3 separate regions of the Homo sapiens genome follow, and all the other regions are linked to region 2. Evidence: chromatin contacts called from ENCODE Hi-C or POLR2A ChIA-PET data. All regions are on one chromosome and are shown on one strand. Each heading gives the region's core, a stretch centred on a gene start or an enhancer-like site at or near the end of the contact. The rest is flanking DNA. Distances are from core to core; before and after follow the strand shown. Region 1 holds the start of USP51 (ubiquitin specific peptidase 51). Region 2 holds the start of FAM120C (family with sequence similarity 120 member C). Region 3 holds the start of MAGEH1 (MAGE family member H1).

Evidence for each region. A loop is a pair of places that touch in the nucleus more often than their neighbours do. ChIA-PET counts read pairs that join two places held with the same protein, here RNA polymerase II (POLR2A). Pooled maps may share reads with other maps.
Region 1: a loop to region 2 is called in a pooled map, with 13 times the contacts of the local background. The contact joins the promoter of USP51 here to the promoter of FAM120C in region 2. A Hi-C loop is called at or near these places in 6 of 50 pooled maps. POLR2A ChIA-PET finds 5 or more read pairs at or near these places in 3 of 52 experiments (CD4-positive, alpha-beta T cell, CD8-positive, alpha-beta memory T cell and activated B cell).
Region 3: a loop to region 2 is called in a pooled map, with 9 times the contacts of the local background. The contact joins the promoter of MAGEH1 here to the promoter of FAM120C in region 2. A Hi-C loop is called at or near these places in 13 of 50 pooled maps.

Annotation. Positions count from the first base shown.
Region 1 is chrX:55,488,097-55,491,499 of GRCh38, forward strand. USP51 (ubiquitin specific peptidase 51) reads right to left here and starts at 1,752. Exons shown (of 3, transcript NM_201286.4): 1 at 1,680-1,752; 2 at 1,073-1,269; 3 at 1-892. The coding sequence starts at 843. It overlaps LOC101928692 (a long non-coding RNA gene), which reads left to right and starts at 845. Exons shown (of 2, transcript XR_244468.5): 1 at 845-950; 2 at 1,769-3,403. RefSeq lists enhancers at 308-1,167, 685-1,124, 1,345-1,444 and silencers at 435-514, 1,835-1,944.
Region 2 is chrX:54,181,668-54,185,158 of GRCh38, forward strand. It overlaps FAM120C (family with sequence similarity 120 member C), which reads right to left and starts at 1,587. Exons shown (of 16, transcript NM_017848.6): 1 at 833-1,587. The coding sequence starts at 1,531. RefSeq lists silencers at 1,080-1,129, 1,140-1,349, 1,920-2,019.
Region 3 is chrX:55,450,364-55,453,801 of GRCh38, forward strand. MAGEH1 (MAGE family member H1) reads left to right here and starts at 1,764. Exons shown (of 1, transcript NM_014061.5): 1 at 1,764-3,203. The coding sequence starts at 2,012. The coding sequence ends at 2,671. MIR4536-2 (microRNA 4536-2) reads left to right here and starts at 1,132; the gene lies at 1,132-1,219. It overlaps MIR4536-1 (microRNA 4536-1), which reads right to left and starts at 1,219; the gene lies at 1,132-1,219. RefSeq lists enhancers at 1,977-2,026, 2,177-2,226.

The DNA.
Region 1 (3,403 bases), core at 502-3,001, 1.3 Mb after region 2:
CCCATGATAAAGGTCTACAGCTAAATGGTGCTGCTTTGTTTCTGCATGTTTGTGAATATGTTTCTCAGTGAAGCAGCCAAAAAAGACACAGGAGAGACAAGAGTGGAGTCTGTTCATATGGGTACTACATACGTGACAGATGCATGACTTTGCTTTACGTTTCCTAGTCTCTGGGGTCCCACTCCAAACGAAACGCTGGTAGATCAACCTCAGGTTCTTCTGCCAGTTCTTACCTACTTTAAAGCTCTCCACATGAGAGCAGCCTGTGGGACCCTGACCAAACTCGACCTCCAGCAACCAGTCCCCTAAGCCGCCAGGATCCCCCGACCCGTCTAGGTCACCAGAGCAGCTTCTCCGTGTCTGAGGCCTGGACCCAGGCCGGGATCTGCGCCGGGATCCACGCCAGGCCCTGGGCCGCGGTGCGGGTGGGGGCGGGGGTGGCGGCGGGGGCGGGGGCCGGGCTGGAGGCGGGGGTGGGGCCGAGAGCCCAGGCTGGCTGCGGGAGCGGGCCCGGGGCTGGGGCCGAGGGCGGGGCTTGCGGCGCGGGCAAACGGGCGAGGAGCTGCTGTGACAGCGAAGGGGGATTGAAGGGAGCACCTTCTCGTCGCCGCCGCTGCTGCTCCACGTCAAGTTCTCCTCCGGCGCGGGCTCACGCTCTTGTAATGGCTCCAGCTTCATCTCCTCGGCTTCACGTCTCGAAGACGCCTTCGTAGCCCCCGCCGCCGCCTCCTCCATTTTCCCCGCCTTCTCAACCGCCTCCTCAGGAGAGGCTCCTCCCCCACCTCCGGAGATCCAGCGGACCCCAGAGCCGGAGGGCAAAGAAGTTTCTCGAACCTGGGCCATCAGATCACTCCCCGACCTGAGGAGCAAGGCGTCTGGAAAACAGCTGCGACTGTAGATGAAAGGAGACAGAGACTTCTGTGAATGATCTGCCCAGCGTCATGGCCGCGGTGCGCAGTTAGCGCCCCCAGGACCCCTCCCATCGGCCCTTGAGCTCAGCCCGCGGCTTCTGTCGGCTCCACCCACTCAACTGAGAGGCCCCTGGAGCTGATGGGGAGACCGAGGCGGTTACCTGCTTCAAAGGCGATCAGATCATGCCAGGGGACTGGGAACAGAAGGCTAGCGAGCGGTGGGGGTGGGGAACGGCCTGAGCTTTAGGACAGAAAGGATGGAAACTTCTTTAAAAAAGGCGCCACCCTCTGACTGCTTTTTTGCGCCCTGCGCAGCCTCGCTTTGGTGCAGCTTCCTCTGACGTTCTTTCCCTGTATCCTAAAAAACACTTGGGTCAACATTTTCTCTCCAAAATGGCTGAAAGGACGCACTTTTGGAAAATGAACTCACAGGAAGAAAGTGTCCCTCTGTTTCTACCTAACCTATACTTCTGTGACCCGGTGTGTTCCACTCTAAGCCGTTGCCCCTCAGCGCACTTTCGGTCCACCCAGCTCTTGCGCCCTCTCACGCTTTTTCGCGCTTGTGCTCTCACACCCCTTTTCTTGCTTCTGCGACTTCAATTCCTATGATTTCTCCTAGAATTCGGATTACTACTCCCTCCCTTCACGCATTTGCCACCTCTATGGCCACCACTATCCTCGCGCGACCCCCGAAGTCTCCGCTCCCTTTTCCCTCTCCTGCCCCCGCAACACCCCCAGCCCGGCAGTTTGTTTAAAGGTCTGGGTTACCTTGGGCCCCAGGCGCGTGATATAGAACGTCAGCAACTGCTGCTGTCCAGGCGCTCCTCAGCCAGCCTTCTCTCCTGACCTCTCCTCAGGGCTGGTCACAAGGGGGCCGCCCCCTGGCCCCTCCCCTCTCGACGTGCGGCCCCCAACCCCGGATTCTGCCCTCCTGCAGTGATGAATGGCACCGCTGTCCCGCGCAGGCAGGCAAACCTCTTCCTGAAACAGACTCTGCTGGAGGCAACAGCAGCAACAGATTCTACAGAAAGCCCCTGAAATGGAGGCTCAGGCCTCACCTAGCTCCAGGCCCGCACTCCACAGAAAAAAAGATTCACCCGGCGTGGGGGTGGGGGCTTCCAGAGATGGCAACCCTCTGGCAGGAATCCCTCAGGATCCTGTCAGAGCCTGGTCTCTGGGAGTTGACGGAGGGAGGGAGGGAGAGAGAGAGAGAGAAAGAGAGAGAGATTATCCCAGAATGTGCAGGGGAGGAAGCATAAGCAAGGGCTCAGGCTCAGAGAGACCTGAGCCCAGGCACATGCTTGCTGTGTGACCTCGGATAAAACACTTAACTTCTCTGAGCCTTAGTTGTGTCAATTTTTAAAGAGAAATTGAAATAATAACCCTAGCCCAATGTGAACACTGAGTCATAGTATATATCAAGTAAAAGACCTTTTTGGCGAGCTTTATCTGTCACACCTCTTTTTTCAGTCCGCTCCTGAAAATCAGCATAGAGAACAACTCCTGATGCAGAGTAGAGGAGAAGAGAATGCCTTTCTCTTTCAAAGCTCTCTCAAAGTTATGGCTCAGTTCACCCGATCATCCATCCTAGGCAGTCCATATACAGGAGCATGTATTCAACAAAGATGCCATAGGTGCATTATAGCGCTAGATTGTGCTGGGAGAAGCACAAGATACAACTGTTTGTGTCCTGAAGTCCATACGCCAGGAGACTTTTCCTTTTCTTTGACAGATCCGGCATCCAAGGCGACAACCCGGAGGAAAGCTATCTCCAGGGCTTGTTGCCCTTCCGGTCCAATCCCAAGAAAATTACGGTTTATTACAGCGGATGTTTAATGCTACATTTAATCTCTCTGAGAAAGTCACACACCTCCCCTCAAAACCTCACGATTAGGATTCAGCTCTCTTAACTTGGCAGTGGCATCTAGTGGATACCTCCGCACAATGGATATCACTGATTTTGTGACTTGGTTTAGATTCGACCATATCTCAGTCACATACTAGCACCCGGAGGGAAAGTGCTTTGGAATTATAGACTGGCTTGTGCAGGAAAACGTGCTTTTTCTCCCCTAGGGAAGGGCATTTTCTCAGCCACAGCTAAGCAAAGAGTTGCTCCACTCTGGGTTAGCAGCCCTAGAAGGAAATGCTGAGTCAGTCATTTGCTAGCTGTGCCACCTGTGGCTTGGATCCCAGCTGCTCTGAGACAGCCCTGCACCCTTTATGCAGGCAGGGAGGCAGGGCACAATTTATAAATACTTCTGTCTTCTGAGCCTTCGCTTTCTCCTGTGCAAAATCAGAATCATGAGAATGCCAGCCCTACCTAGATTGGTTTATTCAGCAGATATGTAAAGAGCACCTACTGCTGCACTGGGCACTATGAATATACAGCCAAACAAAACTGGGCACAAAAGCAAGTAAGCCAGAGTCCCTGCCTGAGGTCCACATCGGGAAATGCATAGGAATGTGCTGTGAAGATTAATGTTAGTTAATAA
Region 2 (3,491 bases), core at 337-2,836:
ACCCAGGTGAGGTCCGACTTCTTCAGGGAAGCCTCCCCTGACCACTTTAGTCCAAAGATATCCCACCACTCCCACATACAGAAAACAGGAACTGTACTTACTGTCTGGACCATAAGGCATAATCACATACACATTGCTATAATTAAATGTTTCATGTGTATACATTTAACTTTCCAAGGGCATGAGCAGTGTCTCACATGTCTTTAAAACCCTTACACTCAGTGAGTTAATACTTGCTGAACAGTGACTGAATCAGTGGGTTTTTATGTGTTTAGGCTAAGGCAGGAGGAAGAAGATGCATGTTGAAATGAAAAAGGCTGAATGGACACAGATGGGTAAAAAAGCAGCAGTGGGTGAAGACGGAAAAACAATGTAGAAGAAAGGTGTTCAGTTCACACCTGCTTAAGTGATTTACTGCGAGGTTGGAAAGAGATACAGGAGAGAGATGTCAACTGGCAAAAGCAGGGTAAAGGCATTTCAGTTTGAGGCAGAAGACACCAGGAGAAAGATGAGGCTACAAAAGAAATTCTGACTAGATTCTGCTGAAACCTAGTGGTAGGCCAATTGGATAAGGGAAGCTAAAGGGAGCTACTGGGATGACATGAGTAGAGATATGGCCATGTAGGTGAGTGAATCCGTAGGGGGTGGTATGAAGGGGGAGGTAAATGGATAAAATGGTAGAGGGTAGTTAGGCAGGTAGGTTAGCTGTTGGGCGGGTAGGTGGGTGGGTAGATGGGAGGTAGGGTAGTGGGTAAGTGGGTAGGTGGTTAGGTATTTAGTTGGGAGGGAATAGGTGTGGGGCTTATTATTTAAGATCCGGCCCCTCCCTCACCTTGACCCGGAAGCGGATGAGTGCTAGCCTCACGCAGTGGCTCAGGCAGGCCGGTGGCAGGAACCAGGCCCGCGGTGGAGGGGTGCCCTTGTTGCCCACGTGTCCCACGATCAGTTGCGCTGTCTGCCGCTCGGCCTGGCACCGACGGCCCCACTCGGCCAGCCGGTCCTTGCCCAGGCCCCCCGGGAACATGACCACGAGCTCCAGGCCGTCGCCGCCAGGATAGGCACAAGCCTGGCACAGCGCTGACAAGTAGCCCAGCATGGCGTTCCATTGGCCGCCACACACCCAATCCGTCTGGTAGCCGCCATAGAGCCGCGGCAGCGCCGAGCCGGCGTCCACCAGCACCCGGGCCCCGGGCAGCTGAGGGGGCGGCGGCGGCGGCAGCGGAGGGTGCAGCCCGGGCTGCGCTTGGCCATGATGGTGGAAGTGGTGAGCGGGGTGATGGTGCCGAGTCGGCCCCGCGCCCCCGGAGTAGGCACCCAAGGCAGCGGGCGGAAGCGGCGGTTGCAGAGGCACGGAGCCCCTGGCGGCGCGTGGAGCCCCGGGCGCTAGGGCTGCAGTCGGCGGCAGCTGGCGGTGCAAGTGCTGCTGCTGCTGCTGGCGCGAGACCGTGCGCGCGAGTTTTAGGAGGTCCACGGGCACCACGGCCCCGGGACAGCGCTTCTCCAGGAACTCTTGGAAGCCCTGGACACCCATGCTTCGTCGGTGGGCAGACGCGATAGCGGCTGCGCAAGCAGGATAGGCGACGATCTGGGCGCGAAGCTGGGGGCGGGCGCGTGCGCACTCCGCGGGGGGCGAGGGGGGGCGGGAAAAGGATTCCCGAGGGGAGGGGTGAGGAAGCGAGGGAATGAGGGCGGGGAGGGGAGGAGACCACAAATTGGATTTGGGTAGAGAGAAGGGGAGGGGCAGACCGGACCCGGGAGAGGCTGGGAGGATAAAAGCGAGGATGGGCTCTAGTCACTTCTCTTTTTTCTCCTTTCCGGCCGCTCTTCTTCCCGCTTTAGAAGGGGTGAAGCCTCTTTCTTCCACCTCCGGGAGCCATGTTGCCTCGTCTTCTCGGTGGTACACGCTTTCTAGCTGGAGGAAGGGGAGCGAGGAGGGGCGGGGCGGGGCGGGGAGAGGGGCATCTTGGTAGTTGTAGTCTTCTCTATGGCCTTAGGATATAGTCGAGGAACCAGACTACCACCCTTCTCAGCCCTTGTGCTCACAGGGTCACAGGAAGCGGGGCGTGATGATGAGTGTTTAGGAGTTGCACTCCAACTCCTTGCATCTCACTGAGTTGCTTAGGTTATTTACTGCTTTTTCCTGGAAAAAGAGTTTTGGGGGATGGATTGATGCATCATGGGAATGGAAGTTAGAGTGGATTGACTGAATTCAGCTAAAGTGAGCTAAAACTCCCCAGGAGGGAGGATTTTCCCCTTAGTGGAAAGATAATATTTAAAGAGCTGTTGGTCCCAATTAAGAAAGACGTAACTGGTCGGGCGCGGTGGCTCACGCCTGTAATCCCTCCGAGGCGGGCAGATCACGAGGTTAGGAGATCGAGACCATCCTGGCCAACATGGTGAAACCCCGTCTCTACTAAAAATACAAAAAGTAGCCGGGCGTGGTGGCACGTGCCTGTAATCCCAGCTACTGGGGAAGCTGAGGCAGGAGAATCGCTTGAACCTGGGAGGCGGAGGTTGCAGTGAGCCAAAATCATGTCACCGTACTCCAGCCTGGTGACAGAGCCAGACTCCGTCTCAAAAATAAATAAATAAATAAAAAGAAACTTACATTATTTACTTGCCTAAGGCAATGCAGAGACAAAGTTAAATCGAATATCCTTGCCCTCAGCATCTCTTTGGGCAGGGAGATAATTACCAACACAAATTACATTACAAATTGTACCTTTTTGGTACTCCTAGATCCACTATGTCCTATGGTTAGGGCCTTTGGTTTCCAAACTTCATTGTGTTTTAGTCTGTCGGGAGCTTTTCTAAATAGCTGCAAGGGCTCTAATTTCAGATGTATGGAGTCATAATCTTTTGAAAAATGTATTTTCAACATACTGAGATGAAACAGATGCAGTGCCTGTCTTCTTTCTGGCTTTTAGGGCCGGCCCACTCTTTCAGCAGGAATAAAGCAGAAAACAAGATCTGAAATGAGTAGTAGCCAGATCTGGCTTGGAACTTACTGGAAGATGGGAGATAATGGCAGGCAGAGTTAGAATGCAGAAGTGCAGAACCCAAGAGTGATCGGGATGAATGAGATAGGGGAATACTCTATTAGGATGCAAAAGCAAAAAAGCTTCAAGCTACATAAAAGAAATTATAAAATAGTGGAGATGGAACAAGCCAGATTGTCAAAGAATAAGTAGATGGCAAGGCAGTGTACATAGTTAACTCTTGAAAGCAAGCAGTGAAAGGAGAGAGCAGTGGCTTGAAGGGATGAAGGATGGAAGGAATGGAGGTTTTTTAGTATAATGGACACGTGTGGGACGGTCTGCCCAGCCCCTCTTTTCCGGGAATTGACCCTCCACCTTCCCCCATTTATAGGGTTATGGCAAAAACTGTCGTGTTCCTATAACCATAGCTTATTGGGTCAGAGGTGGGCAGCTAATCCAACCTGGGGCAATCAAAATCTCATTTTCTAGAAATTTGCAATTAGACAAGAGATA
Region 3 (3,438 bases), core at 514-3,013, 1.3 Mb after region 2:
TTCATACCTGTACTGAAAAACAATTCAGAGCAATTATCAATGGACCAGAAACTGCGAGAATTCTCAGAATGTGGGACAGCAGATGGAGCCAGACTACTGTTTTGAGTAGGTCATGTCCCAGAACGCGTGCAAAGGTTATCCCAAACGGAGGGCTGGCTCAAGAGTGCTCTGTGTCCTGGAGAGGTGCTTTCTTTGCTTGACCAAATTGATTTATTGCTAACTTACCCAACAGGAGGTCTCGGTGGGCTCTAATTATAAAGAAAATTTCAGCAAGACAGGCATAAAGTATTCATTTGTTTCTTAAGAGTTCAGTTAAGAACACCTATAAAATCTTTTCCATCATGAATTCCTTCAGCACGCATTTATTAAATGCCACACTCACACACCGCTTGGAAAACCTTGAGAGGCAAAATCTGTGCTTACCATGTAATAAATGCTTTTCATTTTTTATCTCATTTAATTCTCACAACCCTATGAGGGCTGTACTTTAGCCCCACTTTATAGATGGGAAAACAGGCTTAGAGAGAAGTGACTTGCTTAAACTAATACCTTGAATGACATAAGAAAGATATAGAGTGCTAGTTATAGGGCTTTCCTCAATGGAGTAAAAATGGACTCATTACCCTTTTGGGCAGATCAAGACAAGCTTCAGGGAGAAACAGGTCTGTGAGCAGTCAAATGGAATTTAGATAGTTGGAGAAGGCTGAGAAGACAGGTCAGGCAGAGCAAACAGTGAGCAAAAGCAAGCAGTGGATAAAGTTCAGAGTATGCTCTGAAAGAAGCAAAATAAATCAGGAGTCCAGGAAGACTGGAGCCTAGAAACCTTGGAGCCAATCTGAACTCCATCATCCCCTCCACATTCCCCACTTCATCCATTCTGTCTGCAAAGCCCTTCAACGGTCACCTTTAAAATGTCTTTCTGCCTCTCCATCCCCATGGCAACAGCCTTAAGGCATACTTTAGTTCCCAGTGCTTCTTATTCCAATTGCTTCCTATGTGGTCTGCCAGGAAACAGTTTGCTTTTCTGAGAGGCTGCACAAATGCAATTCCTCTGATCCTGTCACTGCCCTGCTTTCATACATACATACATACATATATGTGTGGTAGATATATGCACTGTATATAAACATAATGTGGTAGATATATGCACGATATAGGTATGTATGTATGTATGTATAAAAGCAGGGCAGTATATATATCGTGCATATATCTACCACATTTTAAAGGCTCTGCACCTCTTTCACCCTGCTTGTTTCTGCAGTCCCATCTCCTCACATCATCCAGCACATCTGCCATAACAATATTATCCGGGTCCTACATGGGACCACAAATTGATTAGTATACACACAAATGCCTTCTGAAAACAGGGCGAGTGAATGAACGCGCTGTGTAAGCCAAGACAGGAAAGGAAGGCTGGAGACAGCTGACTCCTTCCAAGAATACACCCTCCCGCCACCCCTGGCCTCCCAACCCCCAACACACACACAGCCCGTCGTCAGTGGGAATGGAGCCGACGCACTCCTTCCCTAGACCGTCGAGCCAATCTTGGAATGTTTGTAGTAGGCTGAAAATACAGAAACTTTAAGCTATTTTTTTCTCTTCTGCAAACTCCAGGCCCCTCCAATCTCTAGCTGTCATTTCTGCCCTTGTCCCACCCCTGTCGCTGCCTGCCCCTTTTCCTATCTGCTAGCGGAAGTCCCTGTGGAGGACCAGCCTACTTCCTCTTTGGTGCTAGGAGTGTGCGTGGCAGGAGAGGCGGGGCCAATTTTGCTGAGCTTTCTCGCGGGCTTGCAGCTGCGGCAAGTGCTGGCGGCGGCTGCTCGCGCAAGTCAGCTGGCGTGGGAACTACCCTTTGTAGCTGAGAACGGCTTGTTTATTGCTACAAAGACTCTATTGACATTGGTAGCTTCAGCGGCAGCAGCTTCTTACGGTATAAAGCTGTTGCTTCCTGAAGAGGCTACAAGCATCCTTCCCTAGGACTGCTGTAAGCTTTGAGCCTCTAGCAGGAGACATGCCTCGGGGACGAAAGAGTCGGCGCCGCCGTAATGCGAGAGCCGCAGAAGAGAACCGCAACAATCGCAAAATCCAGGCCTCAGAGGCCTCCGAGACCCCTATGGCCGCCTCTGTGGTAGCGAGCACCCCCGAAGACGACCTGAGCGGCCCCGAGGAAGACCCGAGCACTCCAGAGGAGGCCTCTACCACCCCTGAAGAAGCCTCGAGCACTGCCCAAGCACAAAAGCCTTCAGTGCCCCGGAGCAATTTTCAGGGCACCAAGAAAAGTCTCCTGATGTCTATATTAGCGCTCATCTTCATCATGGGCAACAGCGCCAAGGAAGCTCTGGTCTGGAAAGTGCTGGGGAAGTTAGGAATGCAGCCTGGACGTCAGCACAGCATCTTTGGAGATCCGAAGAAGATCGTCACAGAAGAGTTTGTGCGCAGAGGGTACCTGATTTATAAACCGGTGCCCCGTAGCAGTCCGGTGGAGTATGAGTTCTTCTGGGGGCCCCGAGCACACGTGGAATCGAGCAAACTGAAAGTCATGCATTTTGTGGCAAGGGTTCGTAACCGATGCTCTAAAGACTGGCCTTGTAATTATGACTGGGATTCGGACGATGATGCAGAGGTTGAGGCTATCCTCAATTCAGGTGCTAGGGGTTATTCCGCCCCTTAAGTAGATCTGAGGCAGACCCTTGGGGGTGTAAAAGAGAGTCACAGGTACCCCAAGGAGTAGATGCCAGGGTCCTAAGTTGAAAATGATGTCGATTGGGGGCGGGGGACACTGTATTTGATATTTGTGATCAGTGATCATTGTTCAACTGCGAAATAGAGTGTTTGCTTTTGATAATGGAAAATTGTATTCGTTTTAAAATTCCGTTTGTTGAGAATAACAATATGTTTAAAAATATAATTGAACAAATTTTTTTCTTTGTTTCCTGTCATTGACATTTAGTATAACAGTTTTGCTAACGTTCTAAAATGAAGTCGTTCCATCATAATCTATGATCTTGTACAGCACTTATAGAAATAAGCTGTTCTTTTGAAGTTGAAATACCCAGTAAAATGTTGAAGAAGGATGGAGGATTTCTTCATATCTGACGTTTCTGAAACCCTTTGTGTCTGCTGTTGTGTGAAGATTGACATTTACCATGATTTTCCTTAGTTACTGCAGAACATAGAGAAAAATAAAAGCCTAACGAATAGTACATCTTGCGCATTTTCTGACCACCTGTTATGTGAGGCACCAGTCTAGATTCTAGGGATACTCCCTAGTACACATCCTCCAGGTCCAAAGAATGTTCTAGATTATGTGGGAAAGAAAAATAGGTAAACTGGCAGTGCAGTAAATGCTGGGATAGAGAACGAGCCTGAAGTGCCATGAAAATGTAAAAAACCTTATGTGACCTGTCTTGGGGAGTGGGCCGGGGAAGGGAGCACCAT